Linked DNA regions of Homo sapiens: region 1 is linked to region 2. The links are chromatin contacts, found by Hi-C or POLR2A ChIA-PET in ENCODE. All regions are on one chromosome and are shown on one strand. The core of a region is the stretch at or near the end of the contact, and the rest is flanking DNA. Distances in the headings are between cores, read along the strand shown. Region 1 overlaps ATP2A2 (ATPase sarcoplasmic/endoplasmic reticulum Ca2+ transporting 2). Region 2 has its middle 32 kb from the start of ATP2A2.

Evidence for each region. Hi-C counts contacts between places; a loop is a spot of excess contacts on that map. ChIA-PET counts read pairs that join two places held with the same protein, here RNA polymerase II (POLR2A). Pooled maps may share reads with other maps.
Region 1: a loop to region 2 is called in a map of Calu3, with 7 times the contacts of the local background. The contact joins two enhancer-like sites. A Hi-C loop is called at or near these places in 2 of 168 maps with a recorded cell type or tissue (Calu3 and K562) and 1 of 50 pooled maps. POLR2A ChIA-PET finds 5 or more read pairs at or near these places in 7 of 52 experiments (HepG2, OCI-LY7, PC-9 and 3 more).

What each region holds. Positions count from the first base shown.
Region 1 is chr12:110,335,015-110,340,903 of GRCh38, reverse strand. ATP2A2 (ATPase sarcoplasmic/endoplasmic reticulum Ca2+ transporting 2) reads right to left here. Exons shown (of 20, transcript NM_170665.4): 12 at 1,501-1,623; 13 at 1,183-1,401; 14 at 1-245. Among named protein-coding and RNA genes, the nearest start is that of ATP2A2, 57 kb to the right of the region's middle. RefSeq lists enhancers at 1-403, 1,811-1,910. Within about 2 kb of position 1,250, at least 7 of the 41 ENCODE cell types and tissues checked have a DNase peak (open chromatin) inside an H3K27ac peak, as active enhancers do; they include PC-9, where a contact is called at or near this core.
Region 2 is chr12:110,246,082-110,251,668 of GRCh38, reverse strand. No RefSeq gene overlaps it. Among named protein-coding and RNA genes, the nearest start is that of ATP2A2, 32 kb to the left of the region's middle. Within about 2 kb of position 3,793, at least 22 of the 41 ENCODE cell types and tissues checked have a DNase peak (open chromatin) inside an H3K27ac peak, as active enhancers do; they include PC-9, where a contact is called at or near this core.

The DNA of each region.
Region 1 (5,889 bases), core at 1-2,500, 92 kb before region 2:
CAGGCGTCTCGCTGGGCGGAGGGGTTGAGTTCATCAAACTCCCGGCCTGTGAAAGCTTTTGACGTCACGTCCTCATCCTGCCCGAAGATGCCGATGCGGCGACAGATGGCCACAGCAGTGCCCTTGTTGTCCCCAGTGATCATGATGACCCGGATGCCTGCTTGCCGGCACAGCTTCACGGAGGAGGCCACCTCGATTCTCGGAGGATCCAGCATGCCCACGCAGCCAACGAAGGTCAGATTGGTCTAAAATAAGAGCATCACTTTAAATAAAAGTGGCAAGTTCTAGTTTTTGTCCCCTAGTTTGAAAAATGCCCAGTTAAACATTGAGACAGGTTTCTGCATTTTTTTTCTTTTTTTTTTTTTGAGGCGGAGTTTCGCTCTTGTTGCCCAGGCTGGAGTGCCATGGCGCAATCTCAGCTCACTGCGACCTCCGCCTCCCAGGTTCAAGAGACTCTTCTGCCTCAGCCTCCAGGGTAGCTGGGACTACAGGTATGCGCCACCACACCTGGCTAATTTTGTATTTTTAGTAGAGATGTGGTTTCTCCATGTTGGTCAGGCTGGTCTCAAACCCCCAACCCCAGGTGATCTGCCAGCCTCGGCCTCCCAAAGTGCTGAGATTACAGGCATTTGAGCCACCGTGCCTGGCGGTTTTTGCATTTTCTTATGAGAAAAAAAAATACCACTACACCCGTTATCAAACCATTCTTTAACTCTTGTGCTATTCTGAGCCCACAGTACCAAAGCTTCTTCATTTTGTTCATAGCTTTAGGATGTCACATCCTTGATATAAAAGAATTCTACTCTGAGTAGAAAAGTGGAAGTAATCTCCAACTTGGATCTTTTGACCTTCAGTAACTAATGAATATTCTAGAAATGTCACCAATTTAAAAAAAATCATGATTTAGATGAGAGGCAAAATGGGGTTTACAAGCTTAAGCTCATCTTGATTATTCTACTTTGAAAATATTCTACTTTGAAAATAACACTTTTATGAAATTATTAACTATGTATGTTTGAAGCAGCAAATTTTAAGGGTGACACAGCTGGCAGGCAGAAAAACAAATAACCACACCTCTTTCTTGGCAAAAGTGAGAACTGTTTGACCTTTTGCTTGAAGGAGTACTGTTTAAACACAATGAATCGTGCAGGGTGTGGACAAAGAAACTTTTCATTAGCTAACCTCATATTTAATAAAGTTGGCAGAGTCCTCAAGGTGCATTTCTTCTCTTCTCAGTGGGTTGTCATGAGTGGCCAGGGCCAGGCATCGCAGTGTGTCGCTGCCACTACCCCACTCTCGAATGACAGACATGATCTTCTGTTTGACTCCAGAGGTCATAGGAACCTTAGTACTTCCAACTCGAATGTGGGTGCACCTGTCAATGACACCTTCAGGAGCACCCTGGAAATGTTACAGATTTAGATAAACAATTTTGTTTTATTGGTTCACCGGGATCTTAACCCTGGCAAGAACATCTCAATTGCAATCTGCCATACTTGCCTTCACAAACATCTTGCTCATTGATGTCCTGCTTGGTTTATTTGGTGTACAGTAAACCGACATTGACTTTCTGTCACGTGAAAACTCTAGAGTGAATTCCTTTTTCATCAGCTGTTTAATGACCTACAAAGGGAACAAATATGGATACTACTGGGTGGCAATTTCTGAACTTTTTTACCTAACAAGCAGTAAGCACACCTATTACATGACAGATGCTAGGAATATAGCAATAAACAAAACAGACAGGTTTTTGCCCTCATGAAACTTGTCCCCTATTTTGGGAGAGACAGACTAAGATGCAAAAGTAACACAAGTGCTATAGAGAAAAAGGGAAGGGGGATAGAAAATTTGCATACATACATATGAACTGTTACATAAAGTGGCCAGAAGGCGGTGACATTTGAATAAAGATGGCCCCATGGGGCCTGAAAAGATGTGTGTGAACCCAGTGGGTGGTGGTGAAGACCCACCAGGCAGAGAACGGAAGTGCAACCTGGCAAGTCCTGGAATGGTAAAGGAGTGCCAACGTGGCTGGAATAGAGTTTACATGAGCAAAAGGTGAGGCAGGTAATGGCAGAGGATGGTAGAAGCAGGTCATTAAGACCTCAAAAGTCATTATGGGGCATTTGGCTTTTAAGACAAGTAAAACAGAAGACAACGGAGGGTCTCAAGCTCCAGTTGTCAAGAATTGGCTGAAGGTGGTCGGGTGCAGTGGATCACCTGAGGTCAGCAGTTCATGACCAGCCTGGCCAACATGGTGAAACCCTGTCTACAAAAATTAGCTAGGTGTGGTGGCAGGCACCTGTAATCCCAGCTACTCAGGAGGCCGAGGCAGGAGAACTGCTTAAAGCCAGGGGGGCAGAGATTCCAGTGAGATGAGATTGCGCCACTTCACTCCACCCTGGACGAAAGAGCAAACTCCATCTCAAAAAACAAAAGCATTGGCTGAAGGGAGACAAGGAATACCATTCAGTATAATGACACTGACTTAAACTAGGGAACGTTGGAGGTGAAGAGATGGCCCCAAGCAGAGCTGTCCACCAGAACTCTGTGAAAGATGGCAATGCTCTGTGGCCACTGTTCATGTGGCTGTCACACGTGATGGATAAGCACTTTAAGTGAATATGGCTAGGGCATCTAAGGAAGTGTTTTTAGGTATTCTAAGTAGTTTTAGATAGCTAGTGGCTACTGATTATAGTAATGAGACCAGAAGAGATCATGGGAGTAACTATAGACAGAAATGGCTGAGGACTATGGAGCCTTCACCTCCTGGTGCCTTGTGAAAGACCCAGCTACAAAGACCTCGAATGAGAGGCCAGGGAGGGAGAGCAAGTATGGGATCGTGGAAGCCAAGTGAAGAGGTGCTTCAAAGAGGGAGCGAGTGACAGCACCAACAAAATAGGAAGACGAAGACTGAGAATAAACCTTTGGCTTTATATCGTTACCTACAACTAAAGATACCCCTTCTCTTCCAGTTTTTGTACTTTTCTTGCCTATTACACAGACCAGGAATGCCAGTATAATACTGCATAGAAATGGTGAGAATTCTGTTATGTTAGCATGGTCTCTGTGTAAACACACTGTCAGCGTTAAAGACACACTTTTATAGTCTTAGTTTGGTGTGATAAGATGCGTTTCATCATATGCACCTACTGAGGTGACCTTATTGTTTTTTCCACCTTAATTTGGTTAATGTGGTGAGTTAATTATATTTGCTCCCACTGACACACATTTAAAAATCATCATAGAAATCCCCAAGAACATCAGCATCTAACCTAGGAAGCTACGGGAGGACTGAAGGCTGATGAACTGACTAGATGGGGCTCAGGGCCCTGCAGCGATCCTGCTGGCCTGCCAGCCACTGAACCGTCTCAGGCAGCAAAGGAATGGGTATGAGTGCTACGCTAGATTCTGTATCATCTCAATCACACGTGTGTTTAGTTTCAATTAAGCATTTGCGCCAATGGCACTGGGATGACTAAAGGAACACGCAATGATTCTGAGGAAGGCGTGGACCTACCCAGGTAAGAGGTCTTGGGCTGGGAGTGGGGGAGGGAAATCCCTTTCAGTACTAGGCTGGCCAAGAACCACAGACCTCACCAAACAAGCCATGGGGCCAAAATGCTGGACCTGCTCTCTCTGCTTCTAAACTACACATGGGTTCCTGCTGTCTCAAGTGGGAAGGGAGGCAAAGAGCTTGTGTTTGGAACTCCTTAGTGAATGAGCAGCATGACAGCTGTTTCCGATCCCTTGGCCAAGGGATGTGAAAAAGATGGGACAAGGGAGCTCTGGAGCAGGGAGACACAAGGATGACAGTATTGCCCGTACTTGTGTGGTCACTGGCTAGTGAGCCAGTGCTGGTTCAGCCCCATTACATGACTTGTTTCCCATCACTCAGTGGAGTAGTCAGAGGTCTAGAATCAAACGACTCAAACCCTCAATCTGTGAAGCTGTTTTCAGGCTGCCTCAGATTTTTAGTTACACCAACTAATAGATCACAGGCAGCGTGGCTCTGCCAGGATCCAACTCCTTGCTTACTGGCAGAGTGAATAAGCCTGGACTGCTTCGGGTTCATGGAAGACACATGGGTAGAGGGAAGAAGCCAAAGGAGTGGTCCAAGGCCTTCATGGCTTTGAGACTGCTATTTGTGAATTGTGCATCAGTTTACTGAAAAGGAATCTATATTTCAGCTGAGACAGTCTCAATTCCAGTGTGAGTTTTGTTTTCTCAGGACAGTATAAAGGAGACAAAATGCTGCCTCACACTAACCGGAAGACCACGCCATACAGGTCATGGAAGGGCTAGGTGTCCCTAACTGCAGGCTGGACATGATGGTCTAGAACTTTTCACCCTGAGATTTTGTGTGGTCACTAAAATGCCTGATATTTGAGGTTATTAAGAAAACAGGTATACTGCTCCCTCCCAACTCAGGCTGTACTACCCCCCAATGACACAATGCCTCCTCATTTGCCCTTATTATCCAGGAAGGGATGAAAGGGCTTATGACATACAAAAAGCATTAAACGTGGTGACAACTAATCATTTTGCTAAATGAGGCTTGCCTTTATACAGCTGTGTATGACAACTAGAAAAGGCTGAGTTTTACCTCTCTCCTCCCCCAGACCTGTTCCTTCAGGCAGGCAGAACCTCTCCCCTTCCCATCGCTCCTTATTCTACCAGGGAACCCTAAGTTACAACAATGTCCTATAAAGAGGCTGCAAAAGTACTGACTGGCAGCCCCATGGTGATGACAGACAGGTAGGTCTGATGCTAAAAAGAGGTATGTTCAGCAGAACCCAATTCCATAGGAATCCAAGCTCCACAGCTAGGAGACAGTGGGCACTGAGGATGAGGCTGTTTGCAGGCAAATGGTCTGGTGGACCTATTAGAGGACCATGTGGCTGTGCAGACCCTGGACTGCAGATAGAGGGTATTCACTCTAAGATAGTGTAGGAGGGCTCTTGCCCAACAAGCAATCACCCTGTCTGCCATATAAAAGGAGCAGCTGCTGCTGCTGCCACACAGCTCAGGAATGATGTTTCCTGGGTGGTGGTTTGTGGGGGCAGGAACCAGACATAGACTTTGAGAGCCTGACTTACGTCCCTAAGCTCCTTCTGCTCCTCCCTGGCTGCTCTGAGAGCATCACACTCCTTCCTCCAATACAATCAGCTTCCGCAGTTCCCATTCTTGAGCTGCTTCTGTAGCTTGCTTCTTCTCTCCCACCTGTCCTTGGCACCCACGTGACCGACTGACCCACACAGACTTTGTGTATTGCAACATCTTATCTGCATATCACTTCTCATCCAAGCAATCATCTACCACTTTGGCCAGGATAAGATAAAGGGAGTTATCCTTCAAGTTTAGCCACTTCAGGCCTTAATTTTTTTTTGAGATGGGGTCTGACTCTGTTGCCCAGGCTCAAGTGCAGTGATGCTGCAACCTAAACTCTAGGCCTCAAGTGACTCTCCCGCCTCAGCTTCCCAAAGTGTTGGGATTACAGGTGTGAGCCACTGCGCCTGGTCCACTTCAAGTTCTTAAGCTGAGCCAAGTGACAGGCAGGGGGACCAGTCTTTTGAGGAGACCCAGGTGCTAGAGACTCAATGGATGGCCATTCTTCACCAGCAGCCGTTGCAAAGTGTTTCTACTGAGGTCTAGGCTCCCCGGGCTTGTGAGGCCACAGAAATCTAAGGGCAGTACTGCAGGACAGGTCCAGTATGGTGGTCTTGGCAGGAGGGAGCAGCAGCTCTTTGAGAGGAACCTCACTCAGGTCCAACTCACTGTGGAGACTCCCCATCCTTGCTACTGGCCCTTGTCATAGTGATGCTGGTCGAATGAGCCCTGTCTCAAAGACTCTGACAGGCAGAAAAAGGCTCAGAGGCCACTTATTTG
Region 2 (5,587 bases), core at 2,544-5,043:
GCCTGAGTTTATTCTTATGAAGTAATTTGTCTTTACCCACGAAGCTGATGCTGAGAGATTGTTTTGCCCAAAAGAATACAGTTGTTAATGTGTGGGGAAAACAGGATTGCAGTCCAGTTCTGCCTGATTCCACTGCTCTCCCTGGCAAATATTATCCTCCAGAGAAAATAACAGCAGCCAACGCTGACTTAGCCCTACTCGCCAGGCACTGCTATGTGCCTTAAAATATGGTATCTCATTAAATCCTCACAGCACCCCTATGAGGTAGATACTATTATTTTTACGTTTTTCAGATGGAGTCTCGCTCTGTTGCCCAGACTGGAGTGTAATGGCGCGATCTCGGCTCACTGCAACCTCTGCCTCCCGGGTTCAAGTGATTCTCCTGCCTCAGCCTCCAGAGTAGCTGGGATTAAAGGTGCGGGCCACCATGCCCAGCTAATTTTTGTATTTTTAGTAGAGACAGGGTTTCACCATGTTGGTCAGCCTGGTCTCGAACTCCTGACCTCGTGATCCAACCACCTCGGCCTCCCAAAGTGCTGGGATTACAGGCATAAGCCACCGCCCCCAGGCGAGGTAGATACTATTAATAACCCCATTTTACAGATGAGGAGCCTGAGGCATACAGTAAGCCATTTACATTACAGAGCTGGGAAATGGCAAGAGTAGGGACTTGGAGAGCCTGTGAGAGTGGAGAAATGTTGGGTATGAGGCATGCAAAATGAGCAGGCCCCTCTGTTTTATGTGTGTCTCTTCTGATGGTCTGGTTGCTCCGCAAGGACAGGGACCTTGTCTTGTTTATCCTGTATTGCCAACCCGAGCACAATGCCTGGAACAGAAGGAATGTTTGCTGCAAGAACTAGTGGTACCTGATAAACTTGGCTAAGCAATTGTCTCCACTGGGGGCCAACTTGGTGAGGATTAAGTGAGATTTATTTGTCTAGGGATTTCCAAGTCTAAAATGTCATGCTACTGGGCTTTGGAAAAGGCTCCATTGGCACTGGGGATCCCTGCAGGAGGCTTCAAAGGTGACCAGGACCTTGACAATGGGCAGGCCCAGGGAGATGCAGGGAGACGGCTCCAGCTCCCCTTGTGGGGTTGGATTCAGACCAAGGTGACAATGGGCGGGGGGGATCTGGCACACACTCCCCACTGTCCCCTTCCACAGGGACATCTCCAAACTCCAGGGGATAAAACAGTATAGGAGATGGAGGGAGTGAGCAGGTGGGTAGGAAGTGTGCCGCCCAGGCAGCTCATAGAGACAGGAGAGAGGGAAGGTGGGAGATTGGTGTTTGAATTAACAGGAACTCTAAGACTTTTCTAGAAGTAGATTTGAAAGAATAAAGGGCAGGAATTTGTTTTCTTTTAGAAAAGAGGACTCCTCCAGGAAGGGTCGTCCAGCTTCAGCAAAAGTCTCTCATTGACTAATAAGCCCCTCACTGCCTTGTAGTCTCCTATGCCTCAGGGTAAGGATTCAAGCTTCTCTCCCTTTTATACCCGGTGAGGAAGGCTACCAAGGGGCAGAGAACAGAAACAGCCACCAAGTTCCTGGGCCAAGTCCAGGGCTTCCTGGACTGTATTCAGAGAGCTGTGGCTTTTCTCTACCACTTGCAACAGCTCTTGGTGTCTTTATGTGAGCTGCTTATTAACCAGAGGATATCAGGACACTGGGAGGGCAGAGCTTGTGCTGGTTGCCAGTGAGAGTAATTCAGAAACACAGAGTGGGGCAGAGCTGATGTGTGCAGCCGATGTGACGGACAGAGGTGCCTGGCGGGGTGGAACAGGCTCTGGGCACCGTGCAGGAGCAGCATACTGGAGGGGCCTGTGGCCTATGGGGATGGCCAGGAAAGGCAGGGTCCCCTACCAACACTGCAGGCCACCCCCAGGACGAAGGCATGGCGAAGGGCACTGATGGCAACTGGAGGCCACCTGTTGGAATGGGACATGGCACTGGACCGACACTCCCTTCTCACAGTCACACATGGAGGGAGCCGTTTCCACCTTATGGAAACTCCTCTATCATCCTCCTTTTCCAAAGAGACTGCTTTTCCAGAAAAGGCCCTGAGTAAAAGATTCAAATCCCAGACATCCTCTTCCCTCTCTTCCATAAGCTGCTGATGATAGTCCCCGTCTACAGAGTCAGTGTTGATGGGCTTCACCTGCCAGCTGACCCCTCAGGGTCAAACCAAGGAAGCAGAACACCCATGGGCCCTGAGATGGTTCCTGACACCAGGCCACAGAGCAGCTTCCTGCTGTGTCTAAAGAAACACGGATTAGCCATGCTTTGGCCGGGCTGCAGTGCTATGTGTCTTAGGTTTCAAGCTGGTACCAGCTGCACTGAGGGGAAATGGTTGGGGAAGTTCTCCCGTTTGGCTTCTTTCCACATGGAGGACGGCAAAAGGAAGAGGGAGCTTAGAGCTGCCATGCTGGTACTGATGCCTTAAAAATGATGATATAAACACAGCCACAGGAGTCAGCCTGTGAGTCCCTGATGGGGACCAGAGGAGAAATGTCCTGACTTACCCTTCAGCCCACACTCTGCAAACAGAAGTGACCCAGCCCTCATCTATCACCTCAAAAGCTAAACAACTTCCTCAGACAGCCCCATGGAATATAAATCAGGAGGGCCCTAGCTTCTAAGAAACCAGTACACAACTACAGCCCTCAGAAATACTCATCCTCATCTTCTTTCTTCCTCTCCTTTCAGAATAGGGTGCTAGCAAGTCTTATCTGCAGATGAGGCCAGGCAAGGTGGCTCATGTTTGTAGTCCCAGCACTTTGGGAGGCTGAGGTGGGTGGATCACTTGAGGCCAGGAGTTTGAGACCAGCCTGGTCAACATGGTGAAACCCTGTCTCCACTAAAACTACAAAAATTAGCCAGGCATGGTGGTGCACGCCTGTAATCGCAGCTACTCAGGAGGCTGAGCAAGGAGAATCGCTTGAACCTGGGAGGTGGAGTTTGTAGCGAGCTGAGATTGTGCCACTGCCCTCCAGCCTGGGCAACAGAGTGAGATTCCATCTCAAATGAATAAACAAACAAACAAACAAAATAACTGCAGATGAAGTAGGAGGTCACCTTAAGCATGTTACTCAAATTCTCTGAGCATGGGTCCTCATCTGTATCTATCTCATGGGTTTGAGGTGGGAGGTAAATGAGATCATTCATTCAGTTCTTAGTATAGTACTACCTTGATAAATATCATCATTTCAGCAGCTGAAGGCCATTCTCAGGTATAAAGAAGGAAAAACAACACTTCTATACTAATCCCAAACAAGAAGGCTATATGGGCCAGGGCTTCAGTGATTCATGATGTCCAAGCCTTCTTGCTCCTGCTCTCTCTCACGCCAAGTCTGTGCCAGACCTGGTTGCACTTGGCAACCTCAGCGCCTCCAACTTGTTTGAATTCTCACAGAGAATCCCAATGGGTACTCCGACCTGCTGGCGCAGAGACAAATTCAAACACACTGGGGTGGCAGTGAAATGTAGTATAAGAAATAGTCACAAGGAATGTTCAAGCTCTCAGAATGCCTGCAGAGCTGGGGTTTACACAGAGGGCCCCACTTTTCCAGACAGGCAGGGTAGCGAGCTTACAAATTATTTCCTTTCATGCATACTTTCACGATAGCATCATAACACATGCAATAAACACGTTTGGCTCCCTACTGAACAGGTACAGACACGACAGCTTTTCTGTTTTAAAGCTCCTGAATGCCAAAGCCTTCTCCGCTGCTCTGATGCCCCAAACTTCCCTGCCTGGGAATTGGATCTGGGGTAATGAGTGACCCAGCAGGCAGAGATGACAGATTCCTGCCTAATGTAGCAATGCTGGGACAACCTGGAGTATCTGGTGTGGCGGGCAGGCACAGGCAGGATGGGAGAGGCAGCCGTGAGTACACCAACCTTTGTCCCTGTTTGCTCTGGGAGAGGGCAGGCCCTGCCAATGCTGCTCTCCTCTCCTGGTGCCTCTGCCTGGGGCTCTTGGCTAGTCAAACCTCCCCGGGGACCTGAGACGACCTGACCCTGGTGGGTGGCAAGCCGAGACCTCTTCAGGCAGTCAAAGGGTGCTCTGGCACCTCTGACATGACACAGCAGGTGTGGGGCTTGGAGGCCTGCGTGCTCCTGCCCCCTGAGGAAGCCTCTTTCCTTCTGGCTCCTTCCCAGCTGAAAGCTTATCATTAACTAGCCGCCCAGAAAATGATGACCTACTCCAGGGCACTCCTTGGTTCAATCCACTACAGGGTCCGAGGGAAACACAGAATGACAGTGCAGAGCCTGAGCTGGGCAGTGTTGCGTGCCTTCCTCTTGCCAGCCTTTGTCCTCTGGGGCAGGGGAACACTCCTTTTTTAGCCTTGCTTACTGCCATATAAGTGGGTGTCTTGAGGAACCTGTGTGTTCTTTCTTCTGGCAAGGCTGCCCAGTTCTCTGGTTCCCCAGGTTAGGTACAAACAGGGTGACAGAGATACACGTCTGGTGGGGAGGTGGGGACACTCTGGCTCTTGCGTGAGAAATCCTCCTGCTTGCTCTCTCTCTCTCTCTCTTTTTTTCCTGGATGACACTGCTGGGGCTTGAAGCAGGTTGATCCTGAAAAGCAACTTTTCTTGAGAAAAGTCTGAGGGTTTTCTCTTTTCCTAGGAAGCTAGGCCCTGGCCCCCTGGCCCCTTCACCTTATGGAGGGCACTCCCTCTGCCAGGGCCCTCCCAGCTGGCAGAAGCGCTTACAAAGGTCAGAGAAAAGCATCCTTCCCTTTCACAAATAAACAAACCCAATCCATGTGCTGGAGGACTTAGAGTATATTAATAGCCAGATATTTTGTTTTCCTATTCTGGTGCTTATCCCCTTCCACTAGGATGAAAGATAAGAGAACACAAAATGTTCTCCATCAGCTACCCTTCTCCCCTCCCCCAGGGAGAGGCAAGCCAGGGGAGTGCGCTCTTCTGTTTAAAGCCATTCCTGATGGAGGAACCCTGAGAAAATAGACTTAAAAGTTTATATTCAGTCTCTCTTGGCTACTGTTGCTGCTCAGCAAAGAAACTCTATATTGTTTAAACCCTCCAGGCGAACGGGTTGCAAGGCAACCTTCAAACAATAGAAAATACCCCAAACTAAAAATAAAGGCATTAAGAGATGGAAAGCATGGTGGTGCTTTGGTGAAGTGATTCCAGAATTGGGGCAAGGGAGAAGGTCGTTGATCAGGCTGCTTGTGTGTGACATCAGCCCGTTTGCCTGCTCTCATCCTTATCAATTGAGTTTCTTATAATCCAGACATATGGGGTCCCGCTTCTTTTTATTTCTGGACTCTCAGTCCTCTCACTGGTCATCAACTGCTTTGGGCGGGAGGGTGTCAAAGGCCTGTAAGGTTGGGTGCCTCCTGTCCTCAGGAAACTTCCTAATCAATGCACTTATCCCACTGGCTCCCAGCTGACAAGGAACAGCACTTCCATTCCTGAGAAATCCTTAGAAACCCAAGGACAGACAGGGCTGGGGCCCAACTTAATCATAAGGTTCTTACAGGAAGAAGGCAGGAGGGTCAGAGTTGGGGAGGACACGTGAGGACAGAAACAGGCTGGAGCGACGGGCTTTGAAGACGAG